Linked DNA regions of Homo sapiens: regions 1 and 3 are each linked to region 2. Evidence: chromatin contacts called from ENCODE Hi-C or POLR2A ChIA-PET data. All regions are on one chromosome and are shown on one strand. The core of a region is the stretch at or near the end of the contact, and the rest is flanking DNA. Distances in the headings are between cores, read along the strand shown. Region 1 holds the start of CCDC167 (coiled-coil domain containing 167). Region 2 holds the start of PPP1R11 (protein phosphatase 1 regulatory inhibitor subunit 11). Region 3 holds the start of C6orf62 (chromosome 6 open reading frame 62).

Region 1 (2,792 bases), core at 7-2,506, 7.4 Mb after region 2:
CCAACACGGTGAAACCCCGTCTCTACAAAAATACAAAAATTAGCCAGGCATGGTGGCACGTGCCTGTAATCCCAGCTACTCGGGAGGCTGAGGCACGAGAATCGCTTGAACCCAGAAGGCAGAGTTTACAGTGAGCCGAGATCACGCCACTGCACTTCAGCCTGGACAACAGAGCGAGACTCTGTCTTAAAAAAAAAAAAGCAGATTCCTTGTTAAGAATGCACATCAAAGTCCTACTGAATTACTCGGGGTGTGGGAAGAGTTCAACTCTCCATTTTTAACAAGCCCTGTGACTCTATGCATGCTAAAGTTTGAGAATCACTGAACTCACTAGTAAGCCTGAAGAAGACTATGACCCTGTACCTCTCCTGCAACCTCCGGGAGGATGCCCTAAGGGAAGGAAAACAGGGGAAGCAAGATGAATTTCCAGGAAGACCACCTGTGCTTGATTCCCAGGCTCCACCACTTCCACCATCTCAGCCTGGGTTCCACCTGGAACCTCAATTTCCTCATCTGTACAAACCTCACAGGCTTGCAGTGAGGATTAACAATGCAATGAAAGTAGCACATAGCGGTTGCTCAGTATGTATGTTTTCTTTCCCTTCTATATGCAGCAAATTATTTTTAAGCCATTCAGTGACATCACCAATTCCAGAATTCTCTTTACATATTCCCAAAGTAATTTTGAAGGTACAAGCTTCCATACTCCGGAGGAAAAATTTCCCCTTTTAGAGGATATTTAAACCATTAATAATATACACCAGAATGGGCTCCCTCATCTTTGAGTCCTAGCCCTTTGGGAGTTCTCCTTAGATTCTACAGGTCCCTATTTCTCTGGGGTCTCCCTCACCTCTGTACCCATCCCTTTTGTTCTGTGTCCCCCGCTTTGAGTTCCCTCACTTCTATGCCAGGCCGTCTTTGGGGCTCCCCTTCACTTCCATGTCTCTTCCTCTCTGGAGATGCCCTCTCCAGAGAGTCTGGTTCGCCCATCCGGCACCTCCTCGGGCTCCCTGTCCTCCGGGAACCCCGTGGGCCTTCTCACCCCTCCCGTCCCTCTCCCCAAACCGCGTCGCCCTCTCATCCTACGCTTGGCTCCTCCTCCTATCTATAGCCCAGCCTATCCCTTATCCCGCGGCCAGGAGAAGGCAACTAACGAGGTGGCCCAACCCCCACTTTTCCCCTCACCTCTAGAGCGACGCCCAGATTCTCCCGCTTCTTTTTAGTCATGTTACTTGCCGGGATCCCCCAGTCATCACTGGACGCGCCCACCAAGTCGCTATGTGCGCATGCTCAAGTCTTCGTGCTTCTCCCTCATTGGCCACCGAGTCAGCGGGAGGTGGGGCTGCTGCCGTCGCCATCTTGTTGAGGGGCGCGGCCGGCTTGGTGCGGACATGTTTATGAGGGGCAACCTCTAGCTTGAGACCTCAGCCTAGATGGGTGGAGGGTGGAAAAGTCGGTACAGGGAGGCAGAATGTACAGCCCGGGAGTAGACCTGCCCCTTTCTTCCCCAGTTTTAAGCCGCTTTGCATCACTGAGAGCCTTTTTTAACCCCATGTTCTCTTTCAGTGTGTTTTGTGTTTCAGCAACAACCCCGTCCCTGTTTAGGCCACGCCCCCCATTCAAAGTCTGTCCATCCTTCAAGGCCGGTGCTGGAGCCTTGAGCTTCTCGGCCAATGGAATCTGATAATGGCCCTCTATTGTTATTTCTCCTTTGTGTCTTGACTTCTTTTTTTTTTTTTTTTTGGTTTGTTTTATTGTAAGAACAACCTACAAACATCACAGAAAACATATAACTGAGAAGCAGCATCCTTTATTCTACCAACTTTATCAGTTCCTCTTTGCTTCTGTTTATTCCTCCCAGGCTTGGCCTCACACACAGTATTTTACATTGTTGTAATCGTACTATACTGTACACCATAGACCCACGGCCTTTGAAATGTTTTGACTGTGACCCTACGATAAAAAAATGTATTTTATACCATGGCCCAGTTACCCATGAAACCAAAACCAAAGTTTCACAGTAAGTACCTTTACCTCCTGTAATGCACTCTGTTATTTTGTATTCTTGCCTATTTAATTAAAAAAAAACAAAGTCGGGCACGGTGGCTCAGGCCTGTAATCCTGTGTCTGGAGTTGGTTCCTTCAGGTGGGTTCTTGGTCTCACTGACTTCACGGTGAGTGTTACAGCTCTTAAAGGTAGCACGGACCCAGAGAGTGAGCAGCAGCAGGATTTATTGTGAAGAGCAAAAGAACAAAGCTCCCACATCATGGAAGGGGACCTGAGTGGGTTGCCACTGTTGACTGGGGGATGGCCAGCTTTTATTCCCTTATTTGTCCCCTGTTACAGAGCACTGACTGGTCCATTTTACAGAGTGCTGATTGGTGCATTTACAGTCCTTTAGCTAGACACAGAGTGCTGATTGGTGCATTTTTACAGAGTGCAGATTGGTGCATTTACAATCCTTTAGCTAGACACAGAGCGCTGATTGGTGCGTTTTTACAGAGCACTGACTGGTGCATTTACAATCCCTAGGTAGACACAGAGTGCTTATTGGTGCATTATAATCCTTTAGCTAGACACAGAGCGCTGATTGGTGGGTTTTTACAGAGTGCTGATTGGCGCATTTACAATCCTTTAGCTAGACACAGAACGCTGATTGGTGCGTTTACAATTGTCTAGCTAGACAGAAAAGTTCTCCAAGTCCCCACTCAACCCAGGAAGTCCAGCTGGCTTTACCTCTCAATCCCAGCACTTTGGGAGGCTGGGCAGATCACGAGGTCAGTAATTTGAG
Region 2 (2,787 bases), core at 208-2,707:
AGAGATAACCAAATTATACTGTATATCTGTGCTTGTGTATATGTATGTGGCTCTGTATATGTGTGTTGCTATATATGTGTTTGGTTTTTTTAATGGACTAGACATGCTGAACTATATCTTGCTTTTTTCTGTTTGAACTAAAAACTTTCAAGGGGAACAAATGCATACTCAGGTCCCGCATTCCTTGGCTCAAATAGTGATCAAGGGGTTACTGTAATAATTATCATATAATTGTGTGGCCCTTTATATATATTCAGAGCTCTCAAACATAGCTATCTTGTTTGACCCCCACAGCAACCTGGAGAATGGGCAGGGCAGTCTTCCCCACTGTACGTTTGAACTGTTCTGGCAGTTGACTTTCCTGACCCACTCCTGAAATCTGAAACAAACCTGTTCATGTTTCTACCCTACTTTAAGCCTTTCTCTGGCCCATAACAGTGATTGGATTAAGCTTAATTTCTTAGCAAAGCATACAGGTTCTTCCATATAACCACTGCCTACCTGTCAAGCTTCATCTGGCACTCCCTCAGATCCAAGCGGTACAAAACTCCATTTCCTGTAGTGCACACATCTACAACTTTTTAAGCTGCTCTTCTAAAAAAACCTACTTGTCGGCCTTCCTGGTTCTTGTTTTACCACTTTCTTTTGCTCTCTAAGAAACGTGCATATATTTTTATAAAATAGCCTATACTGTAATTTACGACCATTTCTCTGCTTCATCCTACTCATCACCCCAGAGAGAACGAATATGTTGGCAGTATGTAACTACATTCAGATTTACAAATCAGACATGGCATTTGTTAATGCCCCAGTGTTTCATATTTTTGTTAGTTTTCAGCATGCCTGTCTTTCCTACTAGAGCTAAAAGGCAGGGTCTGAGCGTCTTACGCGCCTCCATCTTCAAGGCGTAGCACAGTGACTGAAAAAAACTGACGTTGAACGTGCACTAAACTGAACTGCTCAAACACCTACAGGCACAGGGCGAGGGGTAGAACCACATCGCTTGACTCTTAAGTGTGTTTCCAACTGCTCCCACTTCCCGTTTTCTTTAGAGAAACCCAGACCAAACAAGGAAAGGGAAATAGGCCACGGTAGGGTCATTACTATTGCTCCTTAAGCTTCCTCGCCGGTCCACCTACCCAGACAAGGCAAACGGAAATCTGCAGCAGGACTCAGCTTGGTGCACACAACTCCGCCCTCGCCACACCCACTCTGCAGCGTCTGGCCCGGCAATACCCATCTGGGCGCCCCTCCTGCTTCCTCTAGGCTGTGAGTACGCGTGCTGCCCCAGACTCTCCCTCCTCCACCCACACCCGCAGTGACACCCCTTCCGCCAAATTTGTTTCTCTTTCTTTCAGCGCCTGCGCGCTGTCACGTTACGGCGGAACTAATCCAGCGACGCCTGCGCTTTGACGCATTTGGTGCCGTGGAAGGGAAAAAGGGGGACTGCAGTATGCGTCACACCCGGAAGCGGCGAGCCGGAAGTGGGGTTAGCCAGGTTATCCCCAGGGGTGGAGAAGCGGAGGCCCAGGAGGAGGGGGAATAAAGAAGGTGGAGGATCCTGGCTACCACTCTGAATCCGATACCGCTTCTCTTAGACCTCAGCGACAGAAAAAGGGAAGGGTGTCTCATCCCCCTTCCTCCTCTCCTCCCTGTCCTGAGCCTTAGCCATGGCCGAGGCAGGGGCTGGGCTGAGCGAGACCGTCACTGAGACAACGGTTACCGTGACAACCGAGCCCGTGAGAAAGGCGGGGGGGCGGTGCTGTTTAGGGGTCTGGGAGATACTGGGAGGGAGGGGACAGGGATTAGAAGAGTTGTTGGAGGAGCTAGGCCTAGGGATATGGGAGGTGTGGGGTTGAATATCTAGGGCTGGGAGAATCGGAAGGTATTGGAGCTATTTGGAGTGGCAGAGATGGTGCAGGAGGCAGGTCAAGGAACTTGTAATAGGGAGGTACAGTTAGGATATAGGTGTTGCTGCTTGGGGTGGTTATGTGTGTAAGTAATAAACGAAAGGGAAATTGAGGATTAAGGAGCCAGGAAGATGTTGGGAGGAAATCAAAGGTAGTGTAAGAAAGCATGGTTGGAGGCCAACTTATCAATATTATCAATATTGATATTCGAATAAATATTTATTGAATGGATGAATGTAAAAGGAAGTGGCAGGAATGAGGAAACAAGAAAAGGAGATGAAAAGAGGTATTTTGAGAAATCAGAGAGCAAAGATGTAAATGGAGAAACAAGAAGTATTTATCCAAAAACATGTTAAGTTGCCTTCAAAGGGAGAAGGTTGCATTGGGCTTAATACTCTTGGATTAAAGGAAGTTTAGTAATTAATAGATTAGTAATACTTGCTACTAGAGATGCCAGGATGCCAGAGAATAGGTGGATAAGAGGTAGGGAGGGCTGGAGCTTGAGAATGAGAGAGGTTTTGTTTGTTTTTTTAAGAGAAAAAGAATAGGGGATCTGGAAAAAGGAAGGGAGATCAAAGATTAGGTGCTGGGGACTGAAAAATAATTTTCATGTATTAATACTACCAAGGATGATTTGGGGAGGAAGACGGAGAAACAGCAAGGATTATATTTTCCTTTGAAGAGTTGCTGGGACCTTTCCTAGGTTAGGAATTGTGTCTTCTCTTATACTGGTGGTATAAGAACAGGAAATAATACTTATTCCTCAAGGGACTATCTGAGGTAAAAGACCTGTTCTGTTTTATCTTCTGTCAGCTCCTCTGGTGCTATGCCTATGGTACTGATTGAGCTAAAGAAGAAAAGAGAGGAGGTTCCCTGG
Region 3 (2,903 bases), core at 306-2,805, 5.3 Mb before region 2:
GCCTGGGCAATACAGTGAGGCCTGTCTCAGCAACAAAAATAATAAGAGTTAAACAGTAGGGGGAAACCTGGAAAACTTCCAGATACTTAATAGATACCACACTAAGATTGTATTTCTGATCTGAAATTAGCTAACAATTTAAGCACCAAAATCCAAGTAGCACTTCCTTACATTCATAACCTCATCTTTGGTCAAATAAGCCTTGCTGATAATTTAAGAAAATGTTCATTTTAAGTTGCAAAAAATACTGCTCTTATCATCCCATCCTTGACTACTCACAACTTACTGTTTGCTATTTAACTGCGGAACTAATTCTGATTAAGACCTCCACCGCCCCTAAAAATGAAACTTCCTCTAGGTCATTTTGAGTTTTTAAAAACTGTACTTCTATACAAGGCAAAATGAACTCTAAGTAAAAAAGAAAATCACACTTCTAAACACAAATTAACCATTTCAGTATTTAATTGCTCCTAAAAGGTGTATTCTACTTCATTAAATGTAAGAGAAAAGGTTACCTACATTACGCAGTTTAAGAAACAGGATAAACTTTAGCATATAAACAGTCTGATTACAATTTCACACTTTCAACCATCTTATTTATACTCTACATTAGATAATCTTTAAATTCCATCATAAGGTTTCCCATGTTAACTCCATATAAAATTTTGTAATCTTGCCCACCCCATGTCAACTCAGTGTATACTACTACTAAGCTTCAGACTCAAATTTATTTCCAAACCAAAGAACGCTCAAGGGTCTTTTCGCATGCTGCAACTGCTCAATTCACAGAATCACCCCTAAGGGTGAAAAAACAGAGCATACAAAGCAGACTTTTTTTCAACCACTCTTTAACCTAATATTCATAATAATTTAAGAGTAACAAATAATATACACTTACAAAAATTACTTGTGCTAATTCACCATTAAGAACTTTAAATTACCTTCTCCTTGAATACAAAGGCAATATACATCTTGAAGTCAAACTGGTCAGCTAGAGATTCTTTTTTCTTTCTAAGCTGAGCACGTAGTCTGTTCAGAGCTTGTTTCTTCCGGGAGTTTGGGTCCCCCATTTTGAAATACAGGTGGTACTAAAGCCTTTGGAAATTGTCACTAAACTATGGGCACTTTTTCTTAAGACTCAAGTACAACAGAAACAAGTCATTTTTTTTCCTGCTAATATGATTGATTAGCGAAAATCACGACTATAACCCAAAAACTGCACCTTCTGTCAATATTAGCAGACTGTCATATTACAGGGTCAAGAAACAAAAGCTGCTGTCCAGTCATGTTTGGACAATAACGTTTGGGGTCAGACGGGAAAAAGGGAGGAAAGAAAGGAAAGAAAGAGGAGAAAATAACTAACTTTCTGGAAAACACATTTGGCTTAACTGCCAAAATAAAGGCTTTGCGGAGAAATGAAAAGCCTATAATCAGGATTTAGGTGTGCAATAAAACACAGCTGACACCAGACCAATCCCTAAAATCCATCCGGATTTTCCCCCCTTTTTAGAAAAGGGATTAAGGAACAGGGAGGGGGAAGTGTGATCCTTGCTTTCCAAAAAAAAAAAAAAAAAAAACTCACCAAAACCAAAACCAAAACCAAACACCAAAACAGGGTAGGTGAATGAAACTGAAATATCCAATTAGATTTTACCCAGCCAGCTCCATGGCTGTAGTACCTAATTCTTAGTTATTTCAGATTTCACTATTGCTATGTATTGTCAGTGCTTGTTATTGATTACACTTGGTGGTGAGCATAGAGAAAAGTGCAAAATCGGTAGAGAAGGAAAGGGAGAGGTACAGGGTTTCCCTGCAATCAACTACAGTGTATACCGGGGGCGGGCAGCTGTGGCCCAAAGGAGCCATGAGAAAAAACAGCGGAGTCATTACCAACTTCCCCATCACCCACATTTTCACCCTCAGGCGGCTGCTAACGCTGCTGCCAAGGAGAATCATGACGGCAGAAGGAAAAGGGGTATATAATACGGTATTAATTATTCCGGCTCTGTGGTTAGACCTGATTAATGCCCGGGTTCCCAACACCCCCAGCCTGCAACTAGTCCTACATTCCCCAAGGGAGACTTCCCTGTGGATCTGCCCCCGTTCAAAATGGTGGGGAGTGCGATTTATCTTCTTGTGAGCATTGCCGAGGCAAAGGTGGCGGGTTCTTCTCCCAAATCCCAGGCGGTGCCCGGAGACCACCTGCCTTCCACCCCCGCAGGTCCCACCCCCACCCCTTGCCTTCAGCGGCAGCGACTCACTCGCACCACGGGAGACACAGGATCACTCAGGTTTTCACTCATTTCATCGTGGAAACAATTCCCGCCCGGGTGGAGTGGGCGGGAGAGGGTAAATGGGAAGGTTCAGTGGGGGAAAAAAAGAAAATAATTGTGTTAATATTACTTCTAAAGTAAGCCCACCCACCCTCCCCCCAAAAAATTAAGTTCCCGGATTAGCTCTCTCTCACGTTGAACAGACCATGTTTCCAGAGTTTGGATTGTTTAGGGTGGGGTCGTTAGTTGTTTCCCGAGGGGCAGGGGGTGGAATTGAGGCAGCTAGGGCGGGGTGGGTGACGGGGAAATCCCCTCCCTGTCCCCGCGGAGCCCGGGACTCACGGACCGACTCTAGGGCGGGGTTTGGGCCCTCTAGCCGCAGCCTGCGGGCGGAGCGGTGGCGGCGGCGGAAGAGGCGGCGGCGGCGGGGGCGCTGCTGGTAGCACGGGCAGGAGCCATGTCAAGAGAAAACCACCAGCCAACTGAGCCCCTCCATCCCCGCTGCAGTGCGCACCGTGACTGGACCGCCCGCGCTGCTGCCGCCGCTCAGCCCCCACCTGGGACCCATAGTCTGGCTCGGCGCCCTGGGCGGCAACGGAGGGGAAGGACGCGGAGACAGCGGCAACAGGG

What was found. Hi-C counts contacts between places; a loop is a spot of excess contacts on that map. ChIA-PET counts read pairs that join two places held with the same protein, here RNA polymerase II (POLR2A). Pooled maps may share reads with other maps.
Region 1: a loop to region 2 is called in a pooled map, with 3 times the contacts of the local background. The contact joins the promoter of CCDC167 here to the promoter of PPP1R11 in region 2. A Hi-C loop is called at or near these places in 1 of 50 pooled maps. POLR2A ChIA-PET finds 5 or more read pairs at or near these places in 2 of 52 experiments (OCI-LY7 and activated CD4-positive, alpha-beta T cell).
Region 3: a map of dorsolateral prefrontal cortex shows a loop between it and region 2 (30-fold over the local background). The contact joins the promoter of C6orf62 here to the promoter of PPP1R11 in region 2. A Hi-C loop is called at or near these places in 1 of 168 maps with a recorded cell type or tissue (dorsolateral prefrontal cortex) and 9 of 50 pooled maps. POLR2A ChIA-PET finds 5 or more read pairs at or near these places in 1 of 52 experiments (A673).

The regions. Positions count from the first base shown.
Region 1 is chr6:37,498,637-37,501,428 of GRCh38, forward strand. It overlaps CCDC167 (coiled-coil domain containing 167), which reads right to left and starts at 1,257. Exons shown (of 4, transcript NM_138493.3): 1 at 1,186-1,257. The coding sequence starts at 1,227. RefSeq lists an enhancer at 1,250-1,449.
Region 2 is chr6:30,065,741-30,068,527 of GRCh38, forward strand. It overlaps PPP1R11 (protein phosphatase 1 regulatory inhibitor subunit 11), which reads left to right and starts at 1,458. Exons shown (of 3, transcript NM_021959.3): 1 at 1,458-1,739. The coding sequence starts at 1,671.
Region 3 is chr6:24,717,599-24,720,501 of GRCh38, forward strand. It overlaps C6orf62 (chromosome 6 open reading frame 62), which reads right to left and starts at 1,556. Exons shown (of 5, transcript NM_030939.5): 1 at 942-1,556. The coding sequence starts at 1,070. RefSeq lists an enhancer at 2,237-2,903 and a silencer at 2,600-2,769.